3 separate regions of the Homo sapiens genome follow, and all the other regions are linked to region 3. A link is a contact called in ENCODE Hi-C or POLR2A ChIA-PET data. All regions are on one chromosome and are shown on one strand. The core of a region is the stretch at or near the end of the contact, and the rest is flanking DNA. Distances in the headings are between cores, read along the strand shown.

Region 1 (4,553 bases), core at 310-2,809, 180 kb before region 3:
AAGCGATTCTCCTGTCTCAGCCTCCGGAGTTGTAATCCAGCTGGGATTACAGGCACTCGCCACCACGCTCGGCTTTTTCTTTCTTTTTTTTTTTTTTTGTATTTCTGTGGAGACGGGGTTTCACCATGTTGGCCAGGCTGGTCTCGAACTCCTGACCTCAACTGATCCACCTGCCTCGGCCTCCCAAAGTGTTGGGATTACAGGCGTGAGCCACCGTGCCTGGCCTCAATCTTACTTTTAAACAGAGGAAAGCCAGGCCTGGAGGGAGATCTGAGCCTCCGGACAGCAGCAAGAGGTAGCAGCATCTAACTATTGTGCAGTGAGAGGTCAGAGCGCCATGAGTTTCCTGGTTTGCACTGTACAGATGTTGAAGGTTATCTTCTACCAACCATGCCATACTGTTTCCATTTGCAGTTGCTAAAGATGCCTTAGTATGACATTTAAGTTAAAAATGTGCGATTATTTACTAATAGTAAGGTGGCACATAGATTTAGCAAAAATCATGAGGGAGGAAACAGAAATGACTGGCATGAAGGAGATATTGAGTTCGACTAGGCAGTTAAATAGACACCAGGAGCAATGGGGTGCGGGGCCCACCTTGGCTGTGGCATGGGCTCGGATCTCGGCGCTGCCGGTGATGTCCAGCGTGTCATAAAGCTGCTCATACACCTGGGTGAGGAGGCAGCGGCATCAGGGAGTCGCCAGCTCCTCCAGCCCTAGACGCAGGAGTTCAGGCCTCTAGACCCTCTCCCGCTACCACGCAAGGATCCGCCCCGCCCCCGCAACAGAAGGCCGAGAAAACTACAACTCCCGAAGAACCCCTGAGCTGAAGCGTTGGCACCCCAAGGCGGGCCGCCTCGGGAGCTGCCGGGAGGCGTAGTCTCCGGGCTCGGGACAAGCAGGAGGAGGAGGAGGAGGACGACGGCCACCAGCTCGCGCCCCTGCGCCGCGCGCCCCTCACCTCTCGGATAGCGGAGCAGAAGCGGCTCTGCAGAACTCGCTGGAGGGCCTGCAGCTTCTGCGGCGGCAGCTCCCCGCTGCGCTGGAGCCGCTCGAGGAGCTCAACCGCCCGGGACACGTCTGCGGGGCGGGGGCGGGGCGCAGAAACCCCGAGTGTCAGAGACCCCGAGACGCAGAGAAGCAAGGAGAGCGGCGGAGTGAGGCCGAGCGCACAGTCCGGGGAGGACGGCCGAAGCCTAGTCGGACACCCCGCAGAGTCCAGGGTGGCGCAGGAGAGACTGCCACCAGCGGCCCTGCGGCCCCGGGACCCCTCCACAGGCCGGGTTGTAAGGCGGGCGCCCAGCGTCCCGGCCCGCGCCCAGGGAGCCTCCCACACCTAGCGACCGCCCGGCCCCGGCGCCCGCCCCGCCCACCCCCTCCGGGTCCGCTGGCCCACCCGCACTGGCCTGACCCGGGAAGGGCGGGGACCGGGGGCTGGGTATGTAGGCCGCGGCCCGGGTGGGCAGGGCCCCCTGGCGCACGCTTACCCCGCTCCAGCCCCAGCGGCTCCACCAGCGCAGCCATGTCGGCGCCACAGCTGCCAGCCGCCCGCCTGCCCTGGCGCCGGCGAGGAGGGCGGGGCTGCGCGAGGCCACGCCCCGGGCCACGGGCGCCCCCTGCGGAGGCGCAGCCTGGAGAGCGCCCAGCTCTCCCTCGCCCGACTGCTCCGACCACCTGCCGCGCGCCAGCCGCGCCCTGCCCTCCGCCCCGGCCAGTCGGTCCTGTTGGCGACCCCTCCCACTGCAGGTTCGGTCTGTGTGTACCTTTCAGGATCCGTGTCTGCCTGCCCTCCACACCCGTCTATCCCCTGTCCATCCTTTCCCCACATTCATTCAACAAACTCTTGTGAAACATCTGAGCCCAAGTCATGGACACCGTGGTGAGCAGGACAGCCAAGCCCACGGCCCGAACGAAGCTTCCAGTCTATAGGGGAGGTAGACGACCAACTACGGCTGTGATGAGAGCTGAGAGTGGGGAGGTGATGATCTAGAAAACGAAGGAAATCCTAGAGGAGGGACATTGACATACAGTCCTGGGAGGTAAGATGAACAAGAGGTGGAGCTTGGGTCACCCCCACCACCCAGAAAGAGCCCACGTGGCTGGAAGCAGAGTTAGGATTGGTTGATGATGAGGTGAAAAGGTCGGCAGGATAGTTTATGCCTGGGCTCCTGCGTTGGCATATGCGCCTTGAGGATTTGGGGCTTCATGCAAACTCCTAAGAGAAAAATATGACACTCAAATTTGTATTATTATTATATTATTATTATTATTATTTTTGAGACGGAGCCTCGCTCTGTCGCCCAGGTTGGGCCTCAAATTTGTATTTTAAGATCACTGGGGCCGGGCACGGTGGCTCACACCTGTAATCCTAGCGCTTTGGGAGGCTGCAGCAAGACTACTTGAGCCCAGGAGTTCAAGACCAGCATAGGCAATATAGTGAGACCTCGTATCTATTGAAAAAAAAAAAATCACTGTAGCCACTGTGGAGACTGGTTTGGACAAGAACAAGAGGAGAAGCAGCGGGGCAACTTACGAGGCTACCACAGCCATCCAGGTGGCAGCTAGCACCAGGGCCAAAGCACAGAAGATGGGTGGGCAGATGTGGGAAATGTCTAGACAAGCCTTGGTGCTTGGCTATATAAGGGGATTGGGAGGTGCAGGAGAAGACAGTATTAAGGTGCTTTGGTGCCATTTTTAAGATGGTCTACACTGAAAGAGGGATACTGGATATTTTGTTTTTGAGACACAGTCTTCCCTCTGTTGCCCAGTCTCGAGTGCAGTGGCGTGATCTCGGCTCATTGCAACCTCTGCCTCCCGGGTGCAAGCAATTCTCCTGCCTCAGCCTCCTGAGTAGCTGAGAGTACAGGTGTGCACCTCCACACCTGCCAAATTTTTGTATTTTTCATAGAGATGGGGTTTCACCATGATGGCCAGGCTGGTCTCGAACTCCTGACCTCAAGTGATCCACCTGCCTCAGCCTCCCAAAGTGCTGGGATTACAGGCGCGAGCCACCTTGCCTGGCCGATACTGGATATTTTGAATTTGAGGAGCCTATGCAGAATCCATGGGGAGAAACTATCGATCTAGGTCTAGGGCTCAAAAGAGCAACCTGGTCTGCAGGCATGTTTGAATATTGGGGCATAGGTGGTAAATAAAACCACCGGAGTGGATAAGAATGTCAGGGGCAAGCGAATATTAAGACGGCCTAGAACTGGTCCCCAGACCTCTCTAACACTTAAAAGTCAGGAGGACAGCAGAGAATGGCCTGAAATGTAGGCAGAAACCCAGGTGGGAGAAACCATGAGAAGAGGGGTTTTTAAATTTTATCTTCTTTTTTTGTTTGTTTTAGATGGAGGGGTCTTTGTTGCTCAGGCTGGTCTTGAACTCCTGGGCTCAAACAATCCCCCTGCCTTGGCCTCCCAAAGTGCTGAGTTTACAGGCACGAACCGCTGTGTCTGGCTGCGAGTGTTTTTAAAAAGAAGTGTGGCTGGGCATGGTGGCTCACGCCTGGAATCCCAGCACTTTGGGGGGCCGAGGCGGGTGGATCGCCTGAGGTCAGGAGACCAGCCTGACCACATGGAGAAACCCTGTCTGTACTAAAAATACAAAAGTAGCCAGGCATGGTGGTGCATGCCTGTAATCCCAACTACTGGGGAGGCTGAGGCAGGAGAACTGCTTGAACCCAAGAGGCGGAGGTTGCGGTGAGCGGAGATCATGCCATTGCATTCCAGCTTTGGGAAAAACAGCGAAACTCCGTCTCAAACAAACAAACAAACAAAAAAAGTGAGGCCAGGTGTGGTGGTCACGCCTGTAAGCATTTTGGGAGGCTGAGGCGGGCGGATCACCTGAGGTCAGGAGTTTGAGACCAGCCTGGCCAACTTCATGAAACCCCATCTCTCCTAAAAATACAAAAAATTAGCTGGGCGTGGTGGCGGGTGCCTGTAATCCCAGCTATTTGGGAGGCTGAGGCAGGAGAATAGCTTGAACCCAGGAGGTGGAGGTTGTAGTGAGCCGAGATCGTGCCATTACACTCCAGCCTGGGAAATAAGAGCGAAACTCCATCTTGGAAAATTAAATAAATAAATAAAAAATAAAAAAAGGAAGTGGTCAGTGGTATCATGCTCTAGAGAGGCCGAGGAGATGTGGACAAGACTTTGGAGAAAGTTGGCTGCTCTTCTGGTTCTGCTGGGTGGCGATATGGAGTCCAGAAAAGTGCTTGTTCCAAGTGGGAGGACTAGAGCAGGTTTGTCTGGCTGTCTCCTTCACTGTAGCTCTCTCTTTAGCAAAAAGTAATGTCTTTATGGGATTAAAAACAAAATCAAATAACACAGACAGGCTAATAATAGTGAAAAGCACCAGCCTCTACCTCTCCTAACTCTACTCACTGTGAGAGGGAACTTACAGATGTTTAGTCTGAGAGCTGCTTCTGTGTCTAAGTAACATGCTATTTCTCTCTCTATATATACATATATATGTGTGTGTGTGTGTGTGTGTGTGTGTGTGTTTTGTTGTTGTTGTCGTTACAGGGTCTCACTTTGTTGCCCAGGCTGAAG
Region 2 (4,121 bases), core at 65-2,564, 220 kb before region 3:
GAAATGAGTGGAGGGTTGAGATGCGGGCTTAGAGCCTAATGGGCGAGGCCAACTCAAGTAGGAATCGAAGGGGCGGGGCTACTGGAGAACGGAATCACCCAGAACGAAAAAGGGGTCCGGTAGAAGGGATTCAGTTGGAAGAAGGAATTAGGGAAAAGGAGGTGGAGCTAGCACTAATCTCGCACGCTATACTGAGTGGCTGCCTAATTTTGCTCGTGCAGTACCCCTCAAGCCTCTTTTCTCTGCTGTCCCACAGGAAGCTACGTTGACTATTTCTCCTCGTCCCTTTATCAGTAAGTGTGTAAAAGGGGAGCGTGTAAAAGCCCCGTTTAGAGAAGTGCTTGTCTCGCTATGAGTTATCAGATGACTCTGGGACTCCATTTCCCCGTCCATGAAATGGGCAGGTTAATGATCTCTAAGCGTCCTGGGGTGGGCTTTGAACACCAGCTGTCTAACTTCTGGCGTTCTCGTCTCCAGGGCCCTGGCAGACATGCTGGAAACGCCGGAACCCTGACCCAGTCGCTCGACTGCGACGCAGGTGTACCTCCCCCTGCCTTCCAACCCCTTTCCACGAGCTATATTTATTTCTCCGAATAAACGTGCTCCCCGAAACCTCATTGTCAGACGTGGGGTCTGGGAATCTCAGGGCATCGGGGAATGCGGGTAGGGTCTAGAGACCTGGACCTAGACTTGAGGGATGAGGGGCCTGGACTCCTGGCTCGAGGTGGTTGGTTGAACAGCCCCCCCCCCCCCCGCAAAAAAAAAATCAGTCAACAAGGAAGCTTTTTGAAACAGTTCTCTTTACCCGTGATCACTGAGTGACGCCTGGGGCGGGGAGGCCGACCGAGAGTCGGGGGCGAGGGCTCCCCCACCGTCCCCCTGCCCCCACGCCACGTCGCCCAGCGGCATCGTGGAAAGAGGATTCTCCCATGCAAACCCCGGAGCCAGAGGAGAAGGGGAAGCGCCATTCTGCGCCCCCTACCCCCGGGGCACGGACACGGCCACAGCACGGGGGGCGGTGAGGCCCCGGGGACACGAGACACGGGGGAGGGAGAGGGGAACCCGCCCGCAGATGACCCGGGGGACCGGCGACCGGACGCGGCGGGGCGGAGCTGAGTGGCACAGGGGGCGAGGCTTGTAGCAGCGAGTCCCCCCTCCCCTCCTTTCGGACGAAGAAGGAAGACTTGGGCCCCGCGACTGGGCAGGAAAAAGGGGAGGGAGCAGCCTCTCCCCGCATGCGGCCCGGGAGGGAAGCCCCGCCCCCTTCCCGCGGGTAAAGGACACCCGTCTCCCAACAGAAACTGATCAATAAATTACAAAGTAGAGAAAAGGAAAGCGGACGTTTGGGGCGGGATTTCTTCCTCCCCGCTTCTTCCCCCTCTCAGTCCAGTTCATGTGGTTTGGTCCAGGCCCCGGCCCTGTGCGAGGCGGGCGCGCGCACTCCCGCTGGTCTGTACAGATGGTCCAGTCCTCGGCGCGAGCTCCCCCGCCCGCTCTCCCCGGCGAGGCCACAGTCCGGGCAGGAGAGGGAACAGCCCAGCCTCGGGAAGATTCTTCCGTCCGAGTGAGGTCACCTGCATGACGCCGGGCAGCGCGTGGAGCAGTGAAGATCCACCGTGCCGCCCCGCACCCCCAAGGTCGCCCAGCACGGTCCTCACCTGGAGGCCTGCACTAGCAGGAATAGGTCCGGACCGAAACGCCGTCTGCCCGGGAACTCCCAGAAGTCTGGCCTGGAGGGAGAGCGAGCAGCGGTTCAGCCTGGAGCACCCTCCTCCCTGTTCCTCTCCAGGATTCCTCCCTTTGGACTTCCCTTCCCGATGTCACAACGATCGCCGGGCTCCACATGGGTTTCCCTCCCTTCCCCGCAGCCAAGGACTCAAACTCGCATTGGGCGAGTTCACTCCCGCCCTGGGAAGGGGGAGTGGGATTTATCCATTTCATCCTGACGGGGGAGTCCGGAACGTTGGAGCAGTCCATTCCTCAGGGGTGGGCGAGAAAGGACTAGGCCATTCCAGAACCCGGACTACTGAGGTGGTCCATGCCCCACCCTAGGGAAGCGAGGAAGGGCTGTCGCATTTGGGAGCCCCCCACCTTCTGGCTGCAGCTTGCGGAGAGGGAGCCCCGGAGAGCCCAGGGCTCCCGCTGCAGCCGAACGAAAGTTGGGGGGCAACATCTCAGCTGAGTCGGGAGTTACGCCTCGGAGGTCCTTCTCCCGGAACATCTTCCGCCAGGATGGGGAGCGGCTGAAAGACTTGGCGCTGTCCTAGGTATAGGAGCCGGACAGCCGGTGAGGGACTCCTGCCTTGTCTGACTCCGCCCCTTCCTTTGACTCCACCCCTCTCCGGGTCTCACCTCTCCTTTAACCCCGCCCCTCTCCTGGCCCCGCCTCCAACCGTGACCATTAATAGTCAGGCCCCGCCCCCTCAGCTCAGCCTCTCGAGGAGCCGCTGGGAGCAGAGCCCTCTGAGCTGTTGCCGCGCCCACCTCGTCCAGCCGCCTGTCTGTGCCTAAGGAGATAAGGTTGCTGAATTCCTTCTCCAGAAGCTGCCGGGCCTGGAAAGAGGAGGTGGAGGGGGCGGTTGGAGCGTGCAGTCTGCGAGGTGGGGACGCCCAGCATGCTCCGGGCCCAGCGGCAGCTCACCTGTGCATTCTGCGTGGGGATCTGCAGGAGCAAGGCCAGGTCGGAGTAGTCGAAGGTCTCGTCCAGGGCGAGCAGTGCCCCGTGTACCCCGCTCTCCGTGAGGTTCGTGGCAAATTCCTTCAGGCCCAGCCCGGACACCCAACCCATGACCCGCTCATTGGACCACACCATCACGTCTGGGGACGGAAGGGACCCTCAGCCGTGCCCCTCCCGTGGCCTGGAGAGTTCAGTTTAGCCCATACCTCCACCTCCATTTGGTCTCTTCGGGCCACGCCCCCCACGCTGGCTCCACCCCCACGGTTATGGTGCCAATTTGCTTCTCCGGTCTCCCCCTACCCCCTCTCCTCCCCATCCAGCTCCACGCCCTCCACCTGGCTCCCAAAGGGACCCTTAGGCTCTACTCACCTCGGATCTGGGTCTGACTTTCTTCCCGCCTCCGCTCCAGGTCCTTCCGGTCATAGTTGAGCCGTTTCAGGCACATAATCCCATAATGTAGACTCACCCTGAGCAGCAGGGGAAGTGGAGTCACGGATGAGCTTTCCAGTCCCCTAGACTGCTGCTCCTACGGGTCCCTCCCCACTGGCTGCGCTCTTCTTGGAAAGGGTGGGGAGCTGATAAGTTCTATTGACTGTTGACCCCCTCAGGAGGTGAGGCATTTTCAATAATAGGCACTTCCTACTGGCCAGCCTGGAAGGGGTCCAGGGTTAACTAGCCAAGCCATTTCAGGATCTGAACTTTTCCTGTGGACCATCTCATTGGTGAAAGGAGCACAGAGTCAGGATTTCCTGAGAACTCAGGCTAAAAGGGCCAAGATAAGCCTGGGAATCTCCCATGGCCAATCCTATTGGCCAAAGACTCTCTGGGGTGGGGCTTCCCTTTGGACTGTCCCCACTGGCCAGGCAGCCCCCACCTGTGAAAGCTGTCCACCATCTTGAGTTGGCCCCGGAGCTCCTTCTTGTTAAGGTGATCTAACATTCGAGCGTCCACCAGCGACTCCATGAAGTAGCTGCGGTATTGGGGCAGCCCCAGGCTGGGCAGCCAGTCGTTCCCCACCCACTCGTGGTTCATGTCGCCATATGCCAGGATCTGGGGCCATGGGCAGGTGAGGGAAGAGTCAGGCCCTCTGGCCCCTTCCCACTGTGCATGAGAGGGGTACAGTCCAACCTCCCAATCCAAGGTTTTTTCCCACCCCATGGTAGGACAATGACCAATCTCTGCTCAGGATAATGGACCAATCCAGAGTTGTCTCCTAGCCCTTCATGACAGCATATACTCTTGGCTACTCAAACAGTTGTCCTGAGACCTAGAGCGTCACCATCACCTGTGGACTTGCTGGAATTGCAGAATCTCAGACCTTACTCCAGACCTACTGAAGTCGGTATCGGCATTTTCACAAGACCCTCAGGTGATTCGAAATATACATTATATTTATTTTTAAATTTCTTTCTTTCTCTCTTTCTCTCTCTCTCTCTCTCTCTCT
Region 3 (4,739 bases), core at 1-2,500:
GGGTGGAAGGGAGGCAAAGGAGGAGGCTCTGGCCAGGGGAAGGGGAGACGTGGTCCTGGGGGAAGAGATGACGGGGGCTGGACATTTGGGCCCTGGGAAAGAGAGATCTGGGGGAAAGCCGTTATTAAATCCCCCAATATTGAAATTATCTTCATAGTAGCTTACATCAAGGCCTTTCCAAACCTCAAGACACTCAGGTTTGTGTGGGGAAAAGAAAGAGAGATCAGATTGTTACTGTGTCTATGTAGAAAAGGAATCTGTATCATGAATAAGTTCAAGGAAAGGTGCTGTGACCGGATGTGCACGTAGGCTAGATTTATGTTTCACTTTACACAAACATCTCAGTGTAGCAAAGAGTAACAGAGCAGTATCACTGCCAGCATATCTCGCCTCCAGCCACAGGTAGGTTTTCTCCTATCTCAGAATAGAAGGAATGGGAATGGTCCGCTTTACACTGAGACAGTCCATTCCCAGGGAGAGCAGGAGACAGAAGCCTTCCTCTTATCTCAACTGCAGAGAGGCCTCCCTCTTTCACTACTCCTCCTCAGCACAGACCCTTTACTGGTGTCGGGCTAGGGGATGTAAGGTCTTCCTTTCCCACGAGGCCATATCTCAGGCTTTCTCAGTGGGGGGAAACCCTGGACAATACCCAGGCTTTCTTGGGCAGAGGTCCCTGCGGCTTTCCGCAGTGCAATGTGCCCCTGGTTAATAGAGAATGGAGAATGGCGATGACTTTTACCAAGCATACTGCCTGCAAACATATTGTTAACAAGGCACATCCTGCAAAGCCCTAAATCCATTAAACTTTGATTCAATACAGGACATGTTTCTGTGAGCACACGGTTGGGGCTAAAGTTACAGGTTAATAGCATCTCAAAGCAGAAACAATTTTTCTTAGTACAGTTCAAAATGGAGTTTCTTATGTCTTCATTTTCTACGTAGACACAGTAACAATCTGATCTTTCTTTTCCCCACAGGTTTGCAGAACAGAGATGGAGAAGGAGGTAGCAAGGAAACAGACGTTTCACTGCAATGACGACCCACTCACTAGTCCTGAACCCTAAACTCCCTCCTCCTTTAGACTCTGGAGTCCCGCCCCCCGCCTCCTCTTCCCCAGAATCCGGAGGGCGGGCAGACCTGGTGCTCAGAGCGAGGCAGCGTCTGCAGCACGGCTGTGAAGTCGCTGGAGATGAGGCCGACAGACACGATGCCCCAGCGCAGCGCCATGGTTGCGATGCGGAGCCCTCGGCACCTTCGGTCCCTCCAGGCGCGAATTAAGTACCTGACGCCCCGCCCACCCCGGGGGCGGGTCCCCATCCTCCGCCCGTATTGCGCCTACGCCGATTCTCGTTGGCTCCAGTCGGCAGAGCGGTCATTTAGTTCTAGCTTCCCCGCTGGGCGAATGCACCGTTTAGCTCCGCCTTACAGAGGGAACCACACCTTGACGTCGCTTCTACAGATCTCTTACCTATGACTTTAGGCTCGTCGGATACGCGGGGTAAGGACAGCGTGGGGAGGAGAGGTTTGCTTTCTTGCCAACACCAATCCTTGAGAGTTAGATTTAATGTCTTGCCCTCTGGACTTTGTGGCAAAACTTTGCCCTGACTTTTTTGCTCTCAAAGCCACGCATCATTAGGGGTTGTTCACAGAGAGAGAGAGGATTGTAACAGCAAACTTAATAATTATTACTAATATGTATAGAGCACCTGTAGACCAGCTCCTCAGCTCTGCGCTTTACCTTCTTCGTTCCTAATTTCTCCCCGCAGACCTGGGAAGTAGCTTCTATTGTCCCCAGTTCACAAAGGGGGAAACAGACTCCAAGATCCCTGGTCATTTTTTGGAGGTCTCACAGTCAGGAGGTAAAGACCTGTGAATTGGCTGCTTCCAGAAGCTATAGTTTTAGAAACCAGGCTGCTTTGCTTGTTAGGAGCCCCAGAGCCTGGCCGACTGGTTTCAAAACCCTCCTTGCCCCTTCTTGGCTGTATTGCTTTTGGACAAGAGGTCGCCCTCTCTGGTCCTCACTTTTCTATTCTGGAAAGCAGAGATCATGATAACATCTACCTACATAGGGTTGTGAGGAGGATTCATTGAGCTCTATGGTCTATTATGTAAAATATACTGTATTATTATAATTATTATTGATATAGGGTCTCGCTCTGTCGCCCAGGAAGGAGTGCAGTGGCACAATCATAGCTCACTGCAGCCTCAAATTCCTTAGCTCAAGGAATTAGCTCCTGCCTTAGCCACCCTAGTACCTGGGACTACAGTAGCTGGGACCCAAAGTAGCTACTGGCTACTACACCTGGCTAATTATTTTGTTTTATTTATTAATTATTTTAGAGATAGGGTCTCACTCTGTTACCTAGCTGGACTGCAGTGGCGTGATAATAGCTCACAGCAGCCTTGTACTCCTGGGCTCAAGCTATCTTCCCGCCTCAGCCTCCTGAGTAGCTGGGAGTATAGGCATGTGCCCCACTTACCGCTATTTGTTTGTTTGTTTGTTTGAGACGGAGTCTCACTCTATCCCCAGGCTGGAGTGCAGTGGTGTGATCTCAGCTCACTGCAACCTCCGCCTCCCTGGTTCAAGTGATTCTCCTGCCTCAGCCTCCTGAGTAGCTGGGACCACAGGCGCCCTCCACCATGCCCAGCTAATTTTTTTTATTTTTAGTGGAGACAGGGTTTCACCATGTTGGCCAGGATGGTCTCGATCTCCTGACCTTGCGATTTGCCTGCCTTGGCCTCCCAAAGTGCTGGGATTACAAGCATGAGCCACTGCACCCAGCCTGCTAATTTTTGTTGCTGTTGTTGTTTGTTTTTTGTTTTTGAGACGAAGTCTCGCTCTGTCATCCAGGCTGGGGTGATCATGCAGTGGCATAATCTTGGCTCACTGCAACCTCCACCTCCCAGTTTCAAGCAATTCTCCTACCTCAGCCTCCCGAGTAGCTGGGATGACAGGCGCCCACTACCACGCCCGACTAATTTTTGTATTTTTACTAGAGATGGGGTTTCACTGTGTTGGCCAGGCTGGCCTCGAATTCCTGACCTCAGGTGATCCGCCTGCCTTGGCCTCCCAAAGTGCTGAGATTACCTGCATGAGCCACCATGCCCAGCAATTTTTTGTACAGAAAAGGTCTCACTTTGTTGTCCAGGCTGGTCTCCAATTCCTGGGCTCAAGCAATCCTCCTGCCTCAGCCTCCCAAAGTGCTGGGATTATAGGTATGAGACACTGTGTCCAGTCGATTTTTAAACTTTTTATCAAGGCAGGGTCTTGCCAAGTTTCCCAGGCTGGTTGGGACATGATAATTCCTAACTGGCTGGCCAGCTTCACACAGGGCAGGATATTGTCACTTTCTCTTACTTGGTAGACAATAATTAAGACCTGAGTGTCACACATGGATTCACAGACTTCAAGTTTACACAAACTGCTGAATAGAAACACAAATGGGACCAGGCACGGTGGTTCACGCCTGTAATCCCAGTACTGTGGGAGGCCCAAATGGGAGGAATGCTTGAAGCCAGGACTTTGAGACCAGCCTGGGCAACAAAGCAAGACCCCATCTCTACCAAAAAAAAAAAGTGGGGGGAGGGGGCAGGGCATAGTGGCTCATGCCTGTAATCCTAGCACTTTGGGAGGCCGTGGTGGGCGGATCACTTAAGGTCAGGAGTTCGAAACCAGCCTGGCAAACATGGTGAAACCCCCATCTCTACTAAAAATACAAAATAATTAGCCAAGCATGGTGGCGGACGCCTGCAATCCCAGCTTCTTGGGAGGCTGAGGCAGGTAAATTGCTTGAACCTGGGAGGAGGAGGTTGCAGTGAGCCAAGATCGCACCACTGCTCTCCAGCCCGGGTGACAGAGAGAGACTCTGTCTCAAAAAAAAAAAAAAAAAAAAAAAAAGGTTTAGGGGGAGGGAAATCCACATAGGACACAATATCATTACTATGAAGAAAAAGAAAAAATCATTTAATAATAAATATCAAAAAATAATTTTGATACTCCCAGGTATTTGTCCTAGAAAGAAAAAATAACATGTTTGCACACAAACCAGTGCACAGGTGTTAGCAGCTGTACATAGCTCAAGCCCAAATGTCCTTTAAGCTGCCAGTGGATTCAACAAAATACTACTCAGCGGCCAGGCACAGTGGCTCACACCTGTAATCCCAGCACTTTGGGAGGCCAAGATGGGTGGATCACCAGGTCAGGAGATCAAGACCATCCTGGCTAACACGGTGAAACCCCATCTCTACTAAAAATACAAAAAATTAGCCAGGCGTGGTGGCGGGCACCTGTAGTCTGGAGGCTGAGGCAGGAGAGTGGCGTGAGCCTGGGAGGCAGAGGTTACAGTGAGCCGAGATCACACCACTGCACCCCAGCCTGGGCAACAGAGGAAGACCCGGTCTAAAAAAAAAAATATATATATATAATATATATATATATTTTTTTTTTGAGATGAAGGTTTGCTCTGTCACCCAGGCTGGAGTGCAGTGGTTCGATCTCAGCTCACTGCAAGCTCTGCCTCCCGGGTTCACGCCATTCTCCTGCCTCAGCCTCCCAAGTAACTGGGACTACAGGCGCCCACCACCACGCCTGGCTAATTTTTTGTATTTTTAGTAGAGACAGGGTTTCACTGTGTTAGCCAGGATGGTCTTGATCTCCTGACCTCGTGATCCGCCCTCCTCGGCCTCCCAAAGTGCTGGGATTACAGGCGTGAGCCACTGCGCCCGGCCTAAAATTATTA

Evidence for each region. Hi-C counts contacts between places; a loop is a spot of excess contacts on that map. ChIA-PET counts read pairs that join two places held with the same protein, here RNA polymerase II (POLR2A). Pooled maps may share reads with other maps.
Region 1: a loop to region 3 is called in a pooled map, with 2.3 times the contacts of the local background. The contact joins the promoter of LIN7B here to the promoter of DHDH in region 3. A Hi-C loop is called at or near these places in 1 of 50 pooled maps. POLR2A ChIA-PET finds 5 or more read pairs at or near these places in 3 of 52 experiments (Caco-2, K562 and activated T-cell).
Region 2: a pooled map shows a loop between it and region 3 (2.7-fold over the local background). The contact joins the enhancer-like site here to the promoter of DHDH in region 3. A Hi-C loop is called at or near these places in 1 of 50 pooled maps. POLR2A ChIA-PET finds 5 or more read pairs at or near these places in 2 of 52 experiments (WTC11 and activated CD4-positive, alpha-beta T cell).

The regions. Positions count from the first base shown.
Region 1 is chr19:49,111,376-49,115,928 of GRCh38, reverse strand. It overlaps LIN7B (lin-7 cell polarity scaffold B), which reads right to left and starts at 1,559. Exons shown (of 6, transcript NM_022165.3): 1 at 1,488-1,559; 2 at 962-1,080; 3 at 598-669. The coding sequence starts at 1,524. RefSeq lists a silencer at 1,160-1,739.
Region 2 is chr19:49,147,689-49,151,809 of GRCh38, reverse strand. It overlaps PPFIA3 (PPFI scaffold protein A3), which reads right to left. Exons shown (of 30, transcript NM_003660.4): 24 at 3,552-3,727; 25 at 3,047-3,144; 26 at 2,642-2,817; 27 at 2,485-2,553; 28 at 2,092-2,263; 29 at 1,659-1,730; 30 at 784-1,574. The coding sequence ends at 1,672. HRC (histidine rich calcium binding protein) reads left to right here. Exons shown (of 6, transcript NM_002152.3): 5 at 257-293; 6 at 478-612. The coding sequence ends at 514. Among named protein-coding and RNA genes, the nearest start is that of HRC, 5.6 kb to the left of the region's middle. RefSeq lists enhancers at 1-478, 2,068-2,287. Within about 2 kb of position 1,314, at least 34 of the 41 ENCODE cell types and tissues checked have a DNase peak (open chromatin) inside an H3K27ac peak, as active enhancers do.
Region 3 is chr19:48,930,210-48,934,948 of GRCh38, reverse strand. It overlaps DHDH (dihydrodiol dehydrogenase), which reads right to left and starts at 1,250. Exons shown (of 7, transcript NM_014475.4): 1 at 1,138-1,250. The coding sequence starts at 1,227. RefSeq lists an enhancer at 1,176-1,677.